Regions from separate parts of the Homo sapiens genome. Here region 1 is linked to region 2. A link is a contact called in ENCODE Hi-C or POLR2A ChIA-PET data. All regions are on one chromosome and are shown on one strand. The core of a region is the stretch at or near the end of the contact, and the rest is flanking DNA. Distances in the headings are between cores, read along the strand shown.

The links. Hi-C counts contacts between places; a loop is a spot of excess contacts on that map. ChIA-PET counts read pairs that join two places held with the same protein, here RNA polymerase II (POLR2A). Pooled maps may share reads with other maps.
Region 1: a map of heart right ventricle shows a loop between it and region 2 (3-fold over the local background). The contact joins two enhancer-like sites. A Hi-C loop is called at or near these places in 91 of 168 maps with a recorded cell type or tissue (B cell, CD14-positive monocyte, CD4-positive, alpha-beta T cell and 55 more), 14 of 37 single-sample maps with no recorded cell type and 45 of 50 pooled maps. POLR2A ChIA-PET finds 5 or more read pairs at or near these places in 24 of 52 experiments (A549, A673, AG04449 and 18 more).

What each region holds. Positions count from the first base shown.
Region 1 is chr9:70,483,791-70,488,703 of GRCh38, forward strand. The region is part of intron 3 of KLF9-DT (KLF9 divergent transcript); the gene reads left to right. Among named protein-coding and RNA genes, the nearest start is that of KLF9, 72 kb to the left of the region's middle. RefSeq lists an enhancer at 1,583-1,889. Within about 2 kb of position 1,709, at least 21 of the 41 ENCODE cell types and tissues checked have a DNase peak (open chromatin) inside an H3K27ac peak, as active enhancers do; they include adrenal gland, ascending aorta, dorsolateral prefrontal cortex and 5 more, where a contact is called at or near this core.
Region 2 is chr9:70,436,686-70,442,235 of GRCh38, forward strand. All of the region lies in intron 1 of KLF9-DT (KLF9 divergent transcript), which reads left to right. Among named protein-coding and RNA genes, the nearest start is that of KLF9, 25 kb to the left of the region's middle. RefSeq lists an enhancer at 1,888-2,182. Within about 2 kb of position 2,051, at least 14 of the 41 ENCODE cell types and tissues checked have a DNase peak (open chromatin) inside an H3K27ac peak, as active enhancers do; they include adrenal gland, ascending aorta, dorsolateral prefrontal cortex and 5 more, where a contact is called at or near this core.

The DNA.
Region 1 (4,913 bases), core at 459-2,958, 47 kb after region 2:
AGCCGAGCAGATGCCAGCATCATGTTTCCTGTACAGCCTGAAGAACTGTGAGCCAGTTAAACCTTTTATCTTTATAAATTGCCCAGTCTCAGGTATTTCTTTATAGCAGTGCAAGAACAGCCTAATACAGTGACTGCTAGGAGAGAGGAGCCAAGAGAAGGAATACAGGACCAGGGTCTTTTACTTCTCTTTTTATAAAGGGAAAATAATGAGTTGGGTTTCAGACAGGTTGAATTTGAGGGGTCTATGGGACATCCATGGGGAGAATTCTAGCCATCATTTGGAAATACATATCTGGAGTTAAAAGCCAAAGAGGTAGTTCAGGATTCAGTCACACAGAGGAACCAATGGAAGCCTTGGGAGTAAATGCTATCACCTAGGATGAGAGCCACACAGGGCATTTATAGGCCTGAAAAAGGACAGCCAGGTTAGACCTTGAGAGGTGCCTAATGAACACCAGAGGAAGAGAATCTGAAAACAATTCCTAACAATGTGGAGTGTCGTTAGTTAAATCCAGACCTCTACTTCTGTGTCTGATTCTTCTTTAACATAGAGCAATGACTCACCTCAATGTGGCCTGTTGGTGTTTGAGAATGAACAACACAGGTAGCTTTCTCCTGTACATCATTTATGGGAGTGTTTCTCAAGATCTCCTGATAGTTGACCATGACTCACAGTGAGAAATATACTTTATTTTGGGACCAACAACATACATGTCTATATAATTATTTAAAGCAAAGGGCTTCATGAAACAATATCTACCTGTATCTTCTGAAATTAATGCAGATATGTTCTGTTTTATTTTATTAAAAAAATGCTAGTCGGGTCCCACTAAGTTGGTATCACAACCACTAATGTGTTTCAAACCCGTAGTTTGAAAGACACTGGGTTGAGGGACTGTGGTTTCTGGAAGTCCACTCTCCCTCTAGTGGTCGATATCTTTCAGGACAGACTCAGCTCAGCCTGAGGATCAGTGGAGAGGACTTAACCCCATCTCCAAAGGCCTCCCTTATGTGTTGGGATTTTTAGCTTTGGGAGGAAGTTTAGGTGAGTCCTACCAACAGGTTTACTTGTGATGTTCCCAGATGCAAATAATAATAATAGACTTTTATTGAGTCAGGCCCATTATATACATTATTAACACAATTAGTTTTAATACTAAGCCTCTGAGGGAAGTTCAATTATACTTTCTTTTTGCGGATGAGAAATAGCAAGGCTAAGAGAAAGAACTTGCCCACGATCACACAGCCAGTAAACGGTGATGCTGACATTCAAACTCAATCAGTTGGTTTGCAGAATCCAGTGCTTAATGCTATTCAGAAAACGTTCTGAAGAGTTGGACAGTGAGCTGTATCTTCCTTGGTTCACCCATGCTTCTGTGCCATGCCTTGCTAAGAGACTTCTGTGTCATTTAGCAAGGCGTAGTCTTTGCACCGTATGCTTTAGACCCTCTCTATGTGTAGCTTCCTCAAGTTTGAAGTTTCTTGGATAATCAAATATCTGACATGCTATCATGTCAGGAGCCAGGACAGGCAGGAGAGAGAAAGAGTAATGGGCAGGCAGGGGCTGCTGAAAGGGCCTCTGAAGCTGGGCTGGAAAAGGCAGTCTGAAGGGATGGAGTTTAGACCCTCATTATCTCCACCTGGCAGCAGCTTCCCCACTGACACCCTGCCTCCGTGCTCACCCCTAAGAGTCCAGCCCCCTCCGTGTCTCCGCCAGGCTTATCTGTGCAAAGCAGCACTGTCATCATCACTCTCCTACTTCATGCTTCCTGCTGACACTGCAGCCTCATCTTGTCCCAAACTGAACTCTTCTCTCTTCCTTCAGTGCCAGCTTTTCCTTTCTGCCCCCTCCCAGCATCTACAGGATACAGTTCTGGGTCCTCAGATGGCCACCCCAGACTCATGGTGGGCCCTCCTACCTTCCTCCACTCCTCTCCCATTATTTGCCCACGTGAAGCCCAGCCTGGCAAGTTTTCTCTCTGTCCCTGGATTCATGGTACTTGTCTGATCTCAGTGCTATGCCCACATTGTGACTTTTCATGGAACGCATTCCCCTCCCCTTTTCTCCCCATCCTTCAAGACCCAGTTCAGGCCTTACCTCTTCCCTATGGCATCCCCTCATTCCTTCCTTTATTTTTGCATCTTTGCTTTTATAGTTTACATTGATCATATCACCAAATACTGTGGAATATTTAAATAGTTCATGTTTTATGCTCTCAACTAGATTCATTCATTGATTCATTTTAAAACTATTTATTCAATTGCCTATTAAGTTTTGGGCACAGGAAATTTAAGGAGAGTGAGGGTAAGAATAGGTGTCATAACTCCAGGATCCACAAAGTGGGCCAGCACCGTCAAGGCAGTGGAGAGCTGTTGTTTTTAACCCTTTATTTCCATTCTCCTGGGAAAACACCCTGATTTTCTTTTGGTTACTCTATTCTAAGTCTTAGTCCTTGTGGTATGAGCAGCGCTGACCTTTCCTCCTTGAATGAGAAGTGGGCATGAGGCCGAGGCCTGGCCCATGAGAGAACTGCATTCCCTGGTCACAGATGTTGGTTCACAGATGAGTCTGTGACTGTGGCTAGGCCAGTGAGAACTAGCCCTGGGCTCTTGCTAGAACTGCCTGGGCTGTTAAGCTGGTAGGATGTGATCCTGGAGCTCTGGCAATTATTATTCTTATTTTATTTTTTTGACACAGGGTCTCATCTGTTGTCCAGGCTGGAGTGCAGTGGTGCGGATCTCAGACCACTATAACCTCTGCCTCCCAGGCTCAAGTGATTCTCATGCCTCAGCCTCCTGAGTAGCTGAGATTACAGGTACATATCACCACACCCGGCTGATTTTTAAATTTTTAATAGAGATGGGAGTTTCATGTTGGCCAGGCTGATCTCAAACTCCTGACCTCAAGTGATTCACCTGTCTCGGCTTCCCAAAGTGCTGGGATTACAGGTGTGAGCCACTGTACCCAGTCTCTGGCAATTATTATTACCACCACTGGGAGAGGGCCTGCCTGAAGATGAAGCCAACATGGAAGAAATCCTGAGAGTAAGGGAATGGAAAGCAATTGATTCTGGATAACAGCTTTTGAGCACTTCAATCCAGCTAATACTATACCTTGAAGCCAATACATTCTCTTATGGGTTACATTGATTTCTGTTGAGCTTCTGTAAGTCACAGCTAAAAGAGTTCTAATTATTGCAGTGTGTGCTTCATGCTCTATAATTATCTGCATCTGACTTGAACCTGTTCCCCTGACCCCAACTAGCCTAGACTGATTCCCATCCCAATTGAGGTTGGGTTGAGGGGCAAGATTAAAATAAATCTGGCCAGGCATAGTGGCTCACACCTGTAATCCCAGCACTTTGGGAGGCCGAGGTGGGCAGATCACCTAAGGTCAGGATTTTGAAATCAGCCTGGCCAACATGGTGAAACCCCGTCTCTACTAAAAATACAAAATTAGCTGGGTGTGGTGGTGGGTGCCTGTAATCCCAGCTACTTGGGAGGCTGAGGCAGGAGAATCGCTTGAACCTGGGAGGTGGAGGTTGCAGTGAGCCGAGACCACACCATTGCACTCCAGCCTGGGCGACAAGAGCAAAACTCCATCGCAAAAATAAATAAATAAATAAAAAATAAAAAATAAAATGAGCCTGGGGATGGAGGGACGATGAAGAGAGGTTGGTTAATGGGTACAAACATACAGTCAGATAAAAGAAGTAAGTTCCAGTGTTTGATAACACAGTAGGGTGACTATAGTTAACAATAATTTATTGTGTATTACAAAATAGCTAGAAGATAAATGTTCCTAACACAAAGAATGATAAATACTTGAGGTGATGGATATCCTAAATACCTTGATTTGATCATTACATATTGTATGTATGTAACAAAATATCACATGTACCTCATCACTATGTACAATTATGTGTCAAAAAAATAGTTTTAAAGAAAAGATGAAAGTAAGTCAATGGCTTTAGCATGGCTCTGGTCACAGACAAGTGCTGTTTTTTTTCTCCGCATTGAATCCTTCCCACAGAGCCTGGGGCCTGGTGCTGATATCCTCTTAGCATTCGGGGTATACCTGGCACTCCTGTGCTGGCTCATGTCAGCCTTTTATATAAATAGCCTGTATTGCATCTCTGAAAAGAAGGACAGGGCGCAGTGGCTCATGCCTGTAATCCCAGTATTTTGGGAGGCTGAGGTGGGTGGATTGCTTGAGCCCAGGAGTTCCAGACCAGCCTGGGCAATATGACAAAACCCCGTCTCTACTAAAAACACAAAATTAGCCTGGCATGGTGGCGTGCACCTGTAATCTCAGCTACTCTGGAGGCTGAGGCACGAGAATCACTTGAACCTGGGAGGACGAGGTTGCAGTGAGCTGGGTGCGGGCCACTGCACTCCAGCCTGAGTGACAGAACCAGAGCAAGACTCGATCTGACAAAAAAAAAAGAGGATAGGATCCTCATATTGAGCAAGATTTATAGTAATGTGCTTATAAGCCTGTAGTGGGCTTATAAACAGTAAGTGGCTGTGGTTAGGTTACAACAGAGAAAGGAAAACTTACTGTAGTCTTCATTTTAATAATGCCTGTGCATGAGTAGTGGCTTCTGAGTGTGTGTTTTATTTATTCTCTGATAAATTCTTACAAATCAATTGGCATATATTTAATAAGTACCAGCTATAAATTAGAGACCAAACCTTTTTAGTCATTGCACAGCCCTAAGCAGTAGCTGCTTAATTCATATTTTTGGTAATTAATTATGCTTCGCAGCCCTCAAATTATTTAGAGATATGATCGAGCAGAGGGAGTACAAATTTTTGGTTTCCAGTAAAGTACTCATCTTCACCCCTGGTTCAAGGAATGACCCAATATTCCTAAGCTAGTGGTAGGAATATTTTCTTTCCCTCCAGCAT
Region 2 (5,550 bases), core at 801-3,300:
TCCATTTAAAAAAAAAAAAAAAAAGTTTTTCTAGTATAATTAGTCAGGATGTACCCAACTTAATTTTCTCCAAATGACACCCAGTTGTCCCAATCCCATGTGTTTATTTATTTATTTTTTGCATTTTTCGCAGAGACAGTGTCTTGAACCCCTGGCCTCAAGTGATCCTCCTGCCTCAGCCTCCCAAAGTGCTGGGATTACAGGTGTGAGGCACCGTCCCTGGCCCATACGTTGATTTTATTTTTCACATGTACTATCATGCCATGTCTGAATAAAGACACTTTTTCTTCTAAGCTTTATGTCTTTCTTTTTCTTAGCTTGTATTTGCTAAGACCGCTAGTAAAATGTTGACTAGCGTGGAGGTAGGGAGCATTTTTACCTTGTTTTTGATCTTACCTGAGAGCAAACAGCAAATGACTGATTGGGTATATCTTATCAGATTGCTCTCCACAAAGTTTATGCCAGTTTGAACTCCTCTGCAGTGTATGGAGTTGCCTAAGAAACCATAACCATTAAGTATGATGTTGGCTGTAGGTTTTTGTAGATATCCTTTATCAGATTGAGAAAGTACCCTTCTATTTCTAATTTGTTGAGAGTTTTTACTAAGAATTTTTGACAAGTGCTTTTTCCATGGAGATAATCATACTTTTTGGGGGGCTTTTATTCTGTTAATGTAGTGAATTATATTAATGATTTATTATTTTCTTTTCTTTATATTTTAGAGACAGGGTCTCGCTCTGTTACCCAGGCTAGAGTACAGTGACATGGTCATAGCTCGCTGTAACCTCAAACTCCTGGGCTCAAATGATCCTCCTACTTCAGCCTCTCAAAGTTCTGGGATTACAGGCATAAGCCACTATACCCAGCCTTAATTTATTTTTGGAGTTGTTTTTTTTTGTTTTTTGTTTTTTTTTTTTGTGAGTCAGGGTCTCACTCTGCTACACAGGCTGGAGTGCAGTAGTGCACTCCGGCTCACTGCAGGCTTGACCTCCTGGGGCTCAAGCCGTCCTCCCACCTCAGCCTCCGTAGTAGCTGGGACTACAGGTGTGTGCCACCACATCTGGCTAATTTTTGTATTTTTAGTAGAGATGAGGTTTCAGTATGTTGGTCAGGCTGGTCTTGAACCCCTGACCTCAGGTGATCTGCCTGCCTCGGCCTCCCAAAGTACTGGGATTACAAGGATGAGCCACCGTGCCTGGTCCTAGCCACTTATTTTTGAATTTTTGAAAATTAATAATTAATTGTATTTATTTATTTTTGTTTTTATTTTTGAGATGGAGTCTTGCTCTGTTGCCCACGCTGGAGTGCAGTGGCATGATCTCAGCTTACTGCAACCTCTGCCTCCTGGGTTCAAGCTATTCTCCTGCCTCAGCCTCCTGAGTAACTGGGATTACAGGTACCTGCCACCATGCCCGGCTAATTTTTGTAGTTTTAGTAGAGACAGGGTTTCGCCATGCTGACCAGGCTGGTCTCGAATTCCTGACCTCAGGTGATCTGCCCACCTTGGCCTCCCAAAGTGCTGGGATTACAGGTAGGAGCCACCGTGCCCTGCCTAGAATGCACTTCTTGACAATCCATTTCTTTGGATTAAAGCATAGAGCCTGGGCTGGGTGGCGGAGGTTGGAGTGAGACAAGATTGTGCCATTGCACTCCAGCCTGGGCAACAAGTGTGAAACTGTCTCAAAAAAAAAAAAAAAAAAAAAAAGCATACAGCCTGTAGGTGATTTTCTATAATTACATGTAAAGGAAGCAATTCATTCATTCATTCATTCTTCAACAGATTGGGTCTCCCCGCTGTGTCAGCATTGGGCTTGGCACTGTGGATATAATGGTGAACAGAGCACACATAAGCCCTGCCTTCCCAGATCCCATAGTCTACAAGGAGAGGAAAATAACCAATTGCAGTAATTGTGATTAGGGCTGTGACAGGAGAATGCAAGGGTGCTGGGAGGAAAACATAACATCTTGTCAGAGGATCAGGGAGAACTTGAGAGCTAAGCTGAGGAGGAGTTAGCTAAGCAAGCAGGGGAAATGGGCGGGGGATGGATGTTCCAGGAAGAGGGAACAGCAAGTACAAAGTTCCTGAGGTGAGAGATTATGCTGCATGTAAGGAACTGAAGGAAGTGACTCACAGGAAGGCAGCCGTAGAGAGAGGGGAGGCTGGGAAGGAAGGTTCTGGGTAGAACTTATGGGGCTTTGAATACCCATATTTGTGACTTTTATCCAAGGGCAACAGCAAGCCATGTGGGTCTTTAGTCAGGAAAAAGATGTAAGATTAATATCTTACTTATTTTTAGACAGAGTCTTGCTCTGTCACCCAGGCTGGAGTATAGTGGCACAATTTTAGCTCACTGCAGCCTCCAACTCCTGGGCTCAAGCGATCCTTTTGCCTCAGCCTCCCTAGTAGCTGGGACTATAGGCAAGCACCACCACACCTGGCTAATTTTTTTTGTAGAGACGAGATCTCACTATGTTGCCCAGGCTGATCTTGAACTCCTGATCTCAAGAGATCTTCCCACCCCAGCCTCCCAAAGTGCTGGAATTACAGGCTTGAGCCACTGTACCCAGCCAAAATCTGTGTTTAGAAATACCTCTCTGTCTGTAAGCTGAATTGAAGGGCACCAAGGAGCAGAGATAAGAGTCCAAAACAGAGATGGAAGTAGCTCGGAATAGGAGAATGGCAAAAAGATGGACGAAGCATGGGAATCCGATTTGGTGGATAAGGGCAAGGGAAGGGATGAGGATGACTCCTGGGTTTCTGGCTTGGACAATGGTGGAAATCACAAATCTATAGGTGAGGAGGAAGAATTGGGTTTGGAGGAGTTGAGTTTGAGATCTCTGTGGGACCATCACGTAGAGTTGCCTAGTAGAGAGTTGGATAATTATTAGCCACTAACTGTTCACCTAAAGTTACTTTATTGCAGGTTAGCAGCCTAGCTAACTTACAGAGTCCTAAAGGAATAAGATATAAGTATTTTTACTGAAAGAGAGGGGACTAAGCAAAAGCCTTGAACCATCTCCCGCTACCCCGAATTCATATGCCCACTTGAAGTCCATCCTCCTGGTTGCAGGAGATGTTTCTCCCTGTTTTGTTAGTATAGCATTTGTGTCATTGCTTCTTAAGTTTCCTTTTTCCTATCATTTTCTCCTATTAGATTTTGCGTTCCAGGTAGGATATGTGTTCAATTCATCTTTGCATTTCCAGAGCCTCATAGGCTGCCCTGAACATAGTGTATTCATCTCCCACCAAATGACTTTAATTTGTGCATTATAATTCTGCTACCAAGTCAAAAGCTGTTACATAAAAATAAAAACAGCTCTATTCATTTTAATGGGAAAAACTGTGCTCTATCCCACTCCAAGATACCAGTTTTCACAGACAGAAAAATAAATCAATAGAAGAATGAAAAAATTTAATAAACAACAGTTGGAAAGTTAAATATAGGCTGGTTGCAGTGGCGTGTGCCTGTATTCTCAGCTGCCTGGGAGACTGAGGTGGGAGGATCCCTTAAGCCGAGGGTTTGCTCAAGACCATCCTGGGCAGCATAGTGAGACTCTGTCTCAAAAAAGAAAGTTAAATATAGTTTATACATAAAAGGTAACATATTAAACGTTTATTGTACTTACTCTTTTTTTCTTCTTTTTCAATTTCTCAACCTTTGGGTTACTTTTGCACCATACTGAACTAAAAATAAAATTATAGCACAGAAAAATATCTCTAGGGCAACATAAAGCTAGAGGTGTGAGTGCTTTGAAATATATGGAAACAATGCCTGTTCCCAGCAGATCAAAGAGCCATAGATGACGCTGCCTCGCAGTCCTTTCATTGGGCATATGTACACACAAGAAGACATCTTGAGTTTAACATCTTGAGTTTAACCTAACATGACTCACAACTTAAATTTATTCCAAATAGTATTTTCTAAAATAAACAATTGTGTCAAAGAAAAAAAAAAGGTGAGTGGGTTTTTGCTTGAAATCCCAATGAAGAAATATTACTTCTGTTCATTGTTTATATAATGAGTTTTTGAGTAAAAAGACTGTTAACTAAAATAAAAAAGGGAAGGGAAGGAAGGAAAGGGAAGGGGAGGAAGGAAAGGGAAGGGGAAGAAGGAAGAAAAGGAAAGAAAATCACAAAATGGCATATCTTTTGGAGAGCTTTTATGGTGAAAAATTGCTAACATGTAAGAGAAAATATAAAGATGAGTAAATCCATGAAACAGTAACAGGCTAGGAATAACAAAACAAAAAAAGATGAGTGAATGATTTGGTAAATGAATGAATGCTCAGTAGGGCTCCCTGTCAATAGGAAATTTTGTTCTGTTAGAGAAGGCTTAGAGCTCTGGGAAGCATGTAATGTTGGCGATGATGAATACCAAAAGGAGGCCGAGGCAGGTGGATCACCTGAGTTCAGGGAGGCTGAGGCAGGAGAATCCCTTGAACCTGGGAGGCGGAGGTTGCAAGTGAGCCGAGGTTGTGCCACTGTACTCCAGCCTGGGCAACGGAGCACAGCTCCATGTCAAAACAAAACAAAACAAAGAAACAGGGTCTCACTATGTTACCCAGGCTGGTCTGGAACTCCTGGGCTCAAGTGACCTGCCCACCTTGGCCTCCCAAAGTGTTGGGATTACAGGCGTGAGCCATGGTGCCTGGTCCAAAATGGACATTCTCATTCCACCTTTTAGTCTTGTATTTTAACTCATTCATTTATGATGATTCCTCTCTAACTTTTGCACCAAAATATCCCAACAGTCCAGAGGAGTGAACTTGTGAGATTCTAAGGGCTGAACTCAAAGGAAAACAGCAATTTTTTTTCTCATTTCTTTGAAGAGTGGTGCTTTATTATAAAAATTCATATGGCTTTAGTATTCTATCTGCATTTGTTTTAATATAAAAATAATTTTCTTCTTATCAAAATTTAATTGTAAAATTGTCACCCCAGGAAGACTTGGTGGATAGTATTTATCTGGTAGCTTTTCATGTAGCTCCCACCCCATTGCTGCTACATTACCACATATTCCTAATTTGGGATGCATATCCTTGTGAGTTGAAAGGTAAATCAATATTTGAATGTTTTTTTAACATTTTAAACATGTATTTACTTACCAGTAGTTCTGTTCCTCTTTCTTTGACTGGAAACCTCAGGGAAGGGTGATTCTACCAGACAAAGGGATCATTAAGCAGTGGGTCACTGAGGTCAACCCTGTGATGGTAACTGGCCACCACCACTTCAATGGTCAGGCACATAATTAGTGGCAAAGCTGAACAAATGTCCCCCACTTAAGGAGGACATGTGGGCCAACAATGAATGTTTGCAGCCCTACAAAATAGAGGTTTTGAGTCAACTTCTGGCATATCTCTGCCGCATCTTTGAATATTAAAATTTTCCATGTAGACAAAGACTTCTGCATCTTGAGGCCTGGTACAAGAATTAGCAGGAGACTTCTGTCAAGACTGTATTATAAATTTATGCTCCAATCACTATCTTTGCTTCAATGATTCCAATAATAGACAAACTATAAAATGAGAAAACATAACAGACACAGCCAT